Regions from separate parts of the Homo sapiens genome. Here region 2 is linked to region 1. A link is an interaction called in ENCODE POLR2A ChIA-PET data of the cell type or tissue named here. Cell type or tissue: CD4-positive, alpha-beta T cell. All regions are shown on one strand.

Region 1 (5,000 bases):
GGACTTAAAGATGAATTTTATAATCGTTACATCACCAAGGGAAATCTTTTTGAGCCAGTTATAAATGCACTTCTGGATAATGGAACTCGGTATAATCTGTTGAATTCAGCTGTTATTGAGTTGTTTGAATTTATAAGAGTGGTAAGTTTATATAAAACAGCTGTTATTATATGTAATTATATGTAAATAATTTTTTATGTAAAAGAATTACATGTAAGCAAAGTGACTTCATTCCCTTTTCACCCCTGAAATTATATATTCCATGTGTCTTAGAATCTATTCTAATAAACAGAAATTTTAAAAATCAGTAGCTTTTTAATTCTTATTTGCCACATGGTTATAGTTTAGTGGTTTTTACTTTTGACACTGATATTTTTTAACGCTAATATTTTTAATTGTGAAATATAAAAGTGAAATTCAGCATAGTCTTTCAGCCCATATTTACTTGATTTTCTCAGTTCCATTTTTATTGGCCAAATGTTTCATGATCTCATTTGGTGTATGTGGACATTTCAGTCAATCATGCCTTATTCACGTGATCTTTTAGGAAAAGGTGATATTTTTATTGTAGAGGTAATGATTTAAAAAGAATAGAAAGATGGAAAAATAATTCACTTGGGGTTGGGCGTGGTGGCTTACGTCTGTAATCCCAGCACTTTGGGAGACCTGGGCAGGCTGATCACTTAAGGTCAGGAGTTCGTGACCAGCCTGGCCAACATGATGAAACCCCATCTCTACTAAAAATACAGAAATTAGCTGAGTGTGATGGCACACGCCTGTAGTCCCAGCCACTTGGGAAGCTGAGGCACAAGAACCACTTGCATCCAGGAGGTGGGGTTGCAGTGAGCCAAGATTGCATCACTTCATTCCAGCCTGGGTGACAGAGCAAGACTCTTGTCTCAAAAAAAAAAATCATTTGGTAGACATTAATACAACATGCATAAAAGGTAGGATGGAATCCTAGAATTTTAAGTTAAAGAGATCAGGAAGTTAGATGGACTACTCCAATTACCGTATTTTATAGATCAGGAAATTAAGACACCCAAAGTTATTAAGTGACCTATTCAAGAACATCCTTTTGGATAGTAGCACAATCAGGACCAGTCAGAACTTGAAGCTTTGTCCCAGCTTAGTTTTAGGCAACAGAAGATTTGTCATAAACAATCTGGAGGGCAGTCTATGTGAATAACAGGAATGCAACAGATAACTGTAGAACCAGTACAACAAATTTACTTCACCTGTACTTAAACACACCGAAATCATTCCACTGAGGAAATGGCCACATAGTTGGAAAGAATTTGGGTTTTATTTTTTGTTTTGTTTTGTTTGAGACAAGGTCTCATGCTGTTGCCCAAGCTGGAGTACAATAATGTAATCACAGTTCACTGCAGCCTCGACCTCCTGGGCTCAAGCAGATCCTCCCACGTCAGCCTCCTGAGTAATTGGAACTACAGGCATGCACTAAAGTGCCTGGCTAATGGTAATTTTTTTTTATGTATGGGGTCTCCCTTTGTTGCCCAGGCTGGTCTCAAACGCCTAGGCTCAACCAGTTCTCCCACCTCAGCCTCCCAAAGTGTTGGATTACAGGTGTGAGCCACTGCACCTGGCTGGAAATAATTTGAAAAATCAAAGTCCAAGCTAGAAATTCATTATCTAGTTTTATTTCTTACAAGTCAGATTTTTGCTGATAACATGCTATTCTCATATGAAGATTATTTGGCTGACTGGATTGTTTTTCTAAAAGTGGTCAATTGCCAAGTATATGATTTTTAAAAGGATGAAGAGGATAGAAGTCTTTAACCTGGTAAAAGAAGGAACATGGTTAACTAGCTCACTAGTTCCCATTGTACTGCTGCAATAAATCAAAGCTTTATATTTTATTTACTTTATATTATTCTCCTTTAAAATTTTGGTGAGATACAGATAAAGCAAATGGTAGAGTTTACAACCCTGTCCCTATGCCCATGATGGAATTGTTTTTGTGAAAATAAGTTCGAGTGGTCGATTTGTGTACCTTGTGCCCCAAAACTTAATGTATTTTTTCGTTTCACATATAACATAGAGCCATTACCTAGGTTTCTAATTTCTGATTTGCGTATTTTTTTTCAATTGAGAAGTACAGGAGAACTAGTTTTAAGACTTAAAATCCATAATGCAACCAAATTATGGTGTATCTTTTCAAGAAATGACCTGTGTGTTTCTTACTATGTAGTGTTATCTGTAAAGTCCTCAATCACAACTTTAATTTTTTTTTTTAAAATAAGCCTACTGGGCATGCATGCATTTGCAGTGATGGTTTAGAATTTAGAAGTTATTACTATCAATTAGTTTATTTCACAGATATTATACTATTGGAAGACTATAGGAATAGACAAGTAGAATTCCAGATAGTTTATCAGATCTGTGTGTATAATATAGTCAGAGAAGTCTTTGCTTCTTATTATTTAGGTAACACGTGTCCTCTGTTGTTTTTTCTTCTTCTGTGTGTGTGAAAGCCAGCCTCTGATGTGGGAAAGGCTTGAGAGAGATCTCTTTGTCATCAAGCCTTTGCCAGCTCCTATATGATATATGTGGCAGAGTTAGGCTCATTTGAAAACTTAACAAATGTACCAGAAAGAAAACCACCACAACCATATCCCATTTTGATAGCAGTTAAACAGGAAGTCATTAAATAAGACCTGTTTGTTGAAAAATATGTTTTTCTTTTATTAATACATAATATTATACAGATGTATTTGGTACATGTATTTATTTTTTACATGCATAGAATGTGTAATGATCAAGTCCGGGTATTTGGGGTATCCATCACCGTGAGTATTTTGAAAATGTAATTTTAACATCTGCCCTCTAACCAGCCGTGTGCTCTGGATCAAACCATCCAGCCTCTCTTAGAGCCTCAATTTTGGTTTTTCTCTAAAATGGGAATAATAAAACCTATCTCATAGAATTGTTGTGAAGATCAAATGAAATTTTATGTAAAAGTGCTTTTTAAATTGTAAACTGCTATATATATATATATATATACAAAAAATAGAAGATGTAAAATAAATCTATTTACTTTTCGAATGCTCTTTATAGTCCTATAAAAGGACTCCAGTAAATTGCTTCTCCTTTTTTTTCAAGTTTTCTGTGCAGTCCTGACTCATGTGTAAAGAAACCAGGACATTACATTTTGGAAGGTGATTTTGAAAAACCTTTTTTGATCAGCTTTAGAACTACAAAACAAAATTTTAAAGTTTTTCTTCTAACAAGCATTGTATTATATTTTAAATGTAAATTTTGTGCTTATACAGGAAGATATCAAGTCTCTTACTGCCCATATAGTTGAAAACTTTTATAAAGCACTTGAATCGATTGAATATGTTCAGACATTCAAAGGATTGAAGACTAAATATGAGCAAGAAAAAGACAGACAAAATCAGAAACTGAACAGGTATTGTTTAAGTATACTGCTTTTATAGCCTACAAAACTGTGTCCAAAATTGTTTGTAGTTCAGATTTTCCATGTGAAATTTACTGAGGAATTTTCTTTCCATCACTGGATAGCATAGAGTTGAATAGGAGGGTAAGGCGTCCCCCCTACCCCATATCATTTATATGTTGAATTACTACTCCATGTTGTAACTTACGAAGAATATTTAGTTTAATTTACAACATCCTAAAATATTTTGGAGTGTTCTCTGGCTACATCTTCTATCATTACAGAGATTATTTTGATATAAATTATAGTCAGTTAAAATTACTTCAGTTCATCTTGGTTATACATATTTTTCCTTCAGTTCAATCTGATGATGAACTTTAAATCATTACTCAATATTTGTGATATATTTCTTACAGTGTACCATCTATATTGCGTAGTAACAGATTTCGCAGAGATGCAAAAGCCTTGGAAGAGGATGAAGAAATGTGGTTTAATGAAGATGAAGAAGAGGAAGGAAAAGCAGTTGTGGCACCAGTGGAAAAACCTAAGCCAGAAGATGATTTTCCAGATAATTATGAAAAGTTTATGGAGACTAAAAAAGGTATTAAAATTCGGAATTTTTGCACAGTGTACCCTCTTATTTAGTGCAGAAATTATTTTGTTGCTTTGTGAAGGTTTGTTTATAGTTTACAAAGCAAGAAAGACAAAAATTTTATACCAAACTGTGTTCTTTTAAAATTATGTACTTTTTCCAAATCTGTCTGGGAATTCTTTTCATGTTTAAAATGTTTCTCTTCAAACTTGCTATTTTGTAATGCTGTTAATTTGCTAGTTAGAAATTGAATTATCTACTTATACTTTTCTTTCTGTGAATAGTCTTGGCTTTATTTCTATACTGAAATTCTCAGTAATAACAGAGACCATATAGCTTCATAGAAACCTTCTAGAGTACTTTGCCTGTGTCTTTTACAGCTGATAAACTGAGCTCAAACAAGTAACTTTGCTCTTTGAAATTTTAAAATTACAAAAGTTACATAAAGATATACTAACAAGAGAAGTGAAAAAGTAAAACTTCCCCTGGCTTTCAGATGTGCTTAACTTGTTTTATAAAATGAAGATCTTGCTAGTAATATATCTTTCAAAAGAACTAACCATTTTACTTCTGTGGCCTGAGGAATTACCATTTTTTGGAATACTGCCCTGAGTATATCATTTAAATATTTAATTAAAATTTATACCTTGCTGGGCATGGCGGCTCACGTCTGTAATCCCAGCACTTTGGGAGACTGAGGCAGGTGGATCATTTGAGCCCAGGAGTTCCAAACCACCCTGGGTAACATGGTAAAACCCTGTCTCTACAAAAAAACACAAAAATTAAATGGGCACAGTGGCACTTACCTGGAGTCCCAGCTACTAGGAAGGCTGAGGCTGGAGGATCACTTGAGCCCAGGAGGTCGAAGCTGCAGTGAGCCATGAGCTGCCGCTGCACTCCAGCTTAATAACAGAGAAAGACCTTATCTCAAAAACAAAAGAAAAAATTTATGTCTTAGAAGATAAAAGCCTTTCTTGGATTTATTAT
Region 2 (5,000 bases), 73 kb before region 1:
GAACCTGGGAGGCGGAGGTTGCAGTGAGCCCAGATGGCACCACTGCACTCCAGCCTGGGTGGCAAAAAAAAAAAAAAAAAAAAATGTTTTTGGAAATTGTTAAGAGAAATACAGAAGAACATATATTCTAAAAGTTTTTTTTGTTGAGACGGAGTCTCACTCTGTTGCCAGGTTGGAGTGTAGTGGCACGATCTCGGCTCACTGCCACCTCCGCCTTTCGGGTTCAAACAATTCTCCTGCCTCACCCTCCTGAGTAGCTGGGATTACAGGTGCGCGCCACCAGGCCCAGCTAATTTTTATATTTTTAGTAGAGACGGGGTTTCACCATGTTGGCCAGGGTGGAGTTGATCTCTTGACCTCGTGATCTGCTCACCTTGGCCTCCCAAAGTGCTGGGATTACAGGTGTGAGCCACCGCACCTGGCTCTAAAAGCTTTTCTATTGCATGTTTTTTCTTTATCTTTTCTTCATTCTTTGATTCACACATATTTATTTATAGGGTATATTTTCAGTTGAAAAGTATACTTTTTATAGTTCTAAAAACGTGCTAGAATTGTTTCTTTTCGTTTTTTACTTTTTCCTCATATGAAAACAATGTTTTATTTGTCAATGGATATACAGATACTTATTATTTTAACCAGGCTTACTATTTATTTTTTTGTAGAGATACTGGTGTAATGGTAAAATTATATCCAAATATGACTGCGGTACTGCTTCATAACACACAACTTGATCAACGAAAGGTAAAAAGACAGATGTTATTGTTATTATTTTTATAACTGCCTTGAAACACTGTATTGAAATTACCTAGGTTGGTAAGAATTATACACTTTGCCTACTACTAGCCTAAACAGAGAAAACAAGTGGCAGAGATGCTGCTGGCAAAAAGTTTTACATTGTTTAGCATAAAGAAAAATTGGCTGGGCAGGGTGGCTCATGCCTGTAATCCCAGCACTCTGGAAGTCCGAGGCGGGTGAATCACAAGGTCAAGAAATGGAGACCATCCTGACCAACATGGTGAAACCCAGTGTGTACTAAAAATACAAAAATTAGCTGGGCGTGGTGGCGTGCGCATGTAGTCTTAGCTACTCGGGAGGCTGAGGAAGGAGAATCGCTTGAACCCGGGAGGCGGAGGATGCGGTGAGCCAAGATTGTGCCACTGCACTCCAGTCTGGCGACAGAGTGAGACTTTGTCTCAAAAAAAAAAGAGTGTCTGTTTTACCATATATTAAAATATATTATAAAGCCATAGACAATAAAATAGTATATTACCGGCCCAGAAATAGATAATCCATGCAACAAGAAAACAAAAACTAGAAATAATATACATGGGATTATAATATACGCTAGAAGTTGTATTATAGTCAGTGAATAAAGATTATTTAATAAATTATATTGGTACAGCTGGTTATCTTAAAACAGGATCTCTACTCATTTTTATACCTAAATCCTGTCTGGATCAAAGAGCTAAATGTGCTTTTTAAAAAAGGTGGTAGGAAAAGATAATCTTGTTGGGGCAGGAGGGTTTACTAGAAGAAAATTGGATGTTTTAATAAGATTAGTAGTGGAGAACTCCTCAACATGATATCAAAGCCAAAAAAGTAAATAAACTTACAAAATTTGACCCCATAATTTTTTAATTATATGGCAAAAATTTCAATAAGGTTAAGAGATAATCAGCAACCTAAAGTAAAAATGCTTATATGCAGAAGCTTAATTTACAAAGGGCTTTTATAAATCCGTAAGAATGATGAATATCAATAGAAAAATAAGTAAAGAACATGAACAAATTATTTTTATAAAAAGCCAACCAAGATATTTAATATCAACAGCAATTTTTGAAATGCAAATGAAATTAAGATATCAGTTTTAACTTTCAGATAGTTTAAAATTCTCAGTGTGTATAAGAGAAAAGATGGACATTTTCATACACTGTTGATGGGGGTGTGAATTGGGACAAACTTTTTAGAGGGTGTTTGGTAAATGTCTATGGACCTAGACATTGTAGGATTTTATTTGGAGAGGATAATTAGAGTAGATGAATTCATGATTTGTGCTACACTGCAACTTATTTTTTTTCACCTTATTATTTTGAAAAGTTTTTAATGTACAAAGAAGTTGAAAGAATGATACACTAAACCCTCATATATCTTTCTCCTATATTCATCAGTCATTAACATTTGCAACACTGGAATTTAAAGCAATTTATTGTCTTTAGGTGATTGTTTAAATAAACTATATAGTTTGAAACTTAACGGTAATTCTTAATTTATTGATATGAAAAGATGTCCTTGGGCCAGGTGCAGTGGCTCACGCCTGTAAGCCCAGCACTTTGGGAGGCCAAGGTGGACGGATCACTTTAGGTCAGGAGTTTGAGACCAGCATGGCCAACATGGCAAACCCCCGTGTCTACTAAACATAGAAAAAATTAGCTGGGCATGATGGCGTGCACCTGTAATCCCAGCTACTCTGGAGGCTGAGGCAGGAGAATCTCTTGAACCTGGGAGGAAGAGGTTGCAGTGAGCGGATATCATGCTACTGTACTCCAGCCCGGATGACAGAGCGAGACTCCATCTCAAAAAAAAAAAAAGATGTCCTTAAGATATACAGTAAGCACAGAGGGTCCATTTTTATAAATGCCGTACACATACACTAAGTAGACATCTGAAGGGATACTCATTGGAATGTTAGCAGTAGTTATCTACAACTTGAGAGGGTTTTGAGACAGGGTCTTGCTCTGTCACCCAGGCTGGAGTATAGTGGCATGATCACAGCTCACTGCAGCCTCAGCCTCCCAGGCTCAAGTGATTCTCCCACCTTAGCCTCTGGAGAAGCTGGGTCCCCAGGCACAAACCGCTACACCCGGCTAATTTTTTTGGATTTTTTGTAGAGATGGGGTTTCTTCACGTTGCCCAGTCTGGTTTAAGCAGTCCTTCCACCTCGGCCTCCCAAAGTTCTGGGACTACAGGTGTGAGCCACTGTACCCAGCCTGTTTTGGATAATTTTTATGTTCTTAATACATCTGTATTTTAAATCTTTATAATTAACTGATTTTTTTTTTTTTTTCTGAGACAGAGTCTGACTCTGTCGCCCAGGCTGGAATGCAGTGGCATAATCTCAGCTTACTGCAACCTCTGCCTCCCAGATTCAGGCAATTCTCCTGCCTCAGCCTCCCAAGTAGCTGGGACTACAGGCGTGTGCCACGACACCCAGCTAGTTTTTGTATTTTTAGTAGAGATAGGGTTTCACCATGTTGGTCAGACTGGTTTCGAACTCCGGAGCTCAAGTGATCTGCCTGCCCCAGCCTCCCAAAGTTCTGGGATTACAGCCGTGAGCCACCATGCCCAGCTGATTTTTTTTTTTTTTTTTTGAGACGGATTCTCTCTCTGTCACCCAGGCTGGAGTGCAATGGCGTGGTCTCGGCTCACTGCAAGCTCCACCTCCTGGGTTCACGCCATTCTCCTGCCTCAGCCTCCTGAGTAGCTGGGACTACAGGCGCCCGCCACCATGCCCGGCTAATTTTTTGCATTTTTAGCAGAGATGGGGTTTCACTCTCCTGACCTCCAGAGATGGTCTCAATCTCCTGACCTCTTGATCTGCCCGCTTCTGCCTCCCAAAGTGCTGGAATTACAGGCTTGAGCCACTGCGCCCAGCCGCTAACTGATTTTTTTAATCAGAAAAACTAATAAAGCTTGAGGAAAAAATGTGTACTTCCATGGACACTACATAATTATGCACAACAACTAATAGATTAACATTTTTTTTTCCAGATTAAACATCCTACTGCCCTAGGATTAGAAGTTGGCCAAGAAATTCAGGTATTTGTATTCCACCTTTTAGCCTTGAAGTTGTAAATTGTTCTTGAAGCTTCCATTGTTTTTTTCAAAAAGTTGAAAGAAGAGTCACCATCTATGAAGTTTTTTATTTGTATGCAGTACTTCATTTTTAATCTTAGAATTGCTTGAACAGACTCATTAAGGATTTAAGACACAATTCTTTCCCTCAAGGAGCTTGCAGCTTGGCCAAAATGGTAGTCACCCTTAGTTCGTTTAAAAAATACATGAGCATGTTAGTGTTAGCTATGCAGACTCCATGATTTGGGCACTGACGTAAGAACTGTGATAAGGTAACTTGTTAAAGTCTTTGAATGTCATCTTTGAGGAGGTGAGACTTTGTTTCTCCACTACTTAAAGTTTTTGAGCTTGGTAAGAGCCATGTTATTCAGGCCTAGAATTCATATAACAAAATTGGCCCTTTCTTTGTAGTCCTTTATGAGTGGATGAAAGAAGTCATTGCCAGTCTGTTTTTTCGGGCTCCACCACATTGTCTTTCACTTACGCTAATACGCATGACCTGAGTAACTAAGGCTTCTGGTTTATTCCCAATGTGTAGTCTTATTGTCCAAGTAGCCTCCAGGGGAAGATGAGTGCTAAGATATAGTATCTCTGTATAAGGTTGATTTTTTGGTTTATTTGTTGTTGTTGTTGTTGTTGTTGTTTTCACATCAGAAGGAACTTTAAACCTTTGCATTTGCCCCTGACTTTCATTTTCCAAGGTGAAGCCAAATAAACACTAATGTGTTGGTCCTTTGAGCAGTAGTGAAAATCCAAGTGACCTAAGCATAATCCTCTATAGTATATAACACAATTAGGCTCTCAAAGCCCTTGTCTAGGATCATTCACTATGCCTGTGACTGTTCCCCCAGTATAAGGACTTGGCCTGGTGAGAATAAAAAGGCACAGATGAGTTCAGCGGCAGATTATAGTTGAACAACTAACTGCCCCGTCTCTTTTCTCTTTTATAATGACTACTTATATGTGTTAAGTGTATACGTCCACTTAGCACTGAACAATGCTTTCAGTGAACAAGTAAAAACAATCATTGCCTTATTTGGACCATGTAAATTTAAATGTCTATTAGTTTAGATGTCACTCAATGTGCTGTAACTTTAAAGGAAGATCTGTTTCTTTAACACAGGTGAAATACTTTGGACGTGACCCAG

What was found. ChIA-PET counts read pairs that join two places held together with the same protein. Peaks named below come from ENCODE experiments on the same cell type or tissue, not always from the same donor. Only the 100,000 strongest peaks of a DNase experiment are listed, where the experiment ranks them.
Region 2: POLR2A ChIA-PET joins it to region 1 with 5 read pairs; 2 of 35 experiments call an interaction of 5 or more read pairs at or near these places.

What each region holds. Positions count from the first base shown.
Region 1 is chr2:55,563,335-55,568,334 of GRCh38, reverse strand. It overlaps PPP4R3B (protein phosphatase 4 regulatory subunit 3B), which reads left to right. Exons shown (of 17, transcript NM_001122964.3): 13 at 1-141; 14 at 3,294-3,433; 15 at 3,838-4,022. It overlaps LOC124900537 (small nucleolar RNA SNORA12), which reads right to left and starts at 2,632; the gene lies at 2,485-2,632. RefSeq lists an enhancer at 811-1,311. In CD4-positive, alpha-beta T cell, no CTCF peak of the experiment used is centred here; a DNase peak (open chromatin) is centred at 2,534.
Region 2 is chr2:55,636,368-55,641,367 of GRCh38, reverse strand. It overlaps PNPT1 (polyribonucleotide nucleotidyltransferase 1), which reads left to right. Exons shown (of 28, transcript NM_033109.5): 26 at 663-741; 27 at 3,769-3,816; 28 at 4,976-5,000. Among named protein-coding and RNA genes, the nearest start is that of PPP4R3B-DT, 21 kb to the right of the region's middle. In CD4-positive, alpha-beta T cell, no CTCF peak of the experiment used is centred here; no DNase peak of the experiment used is centred here.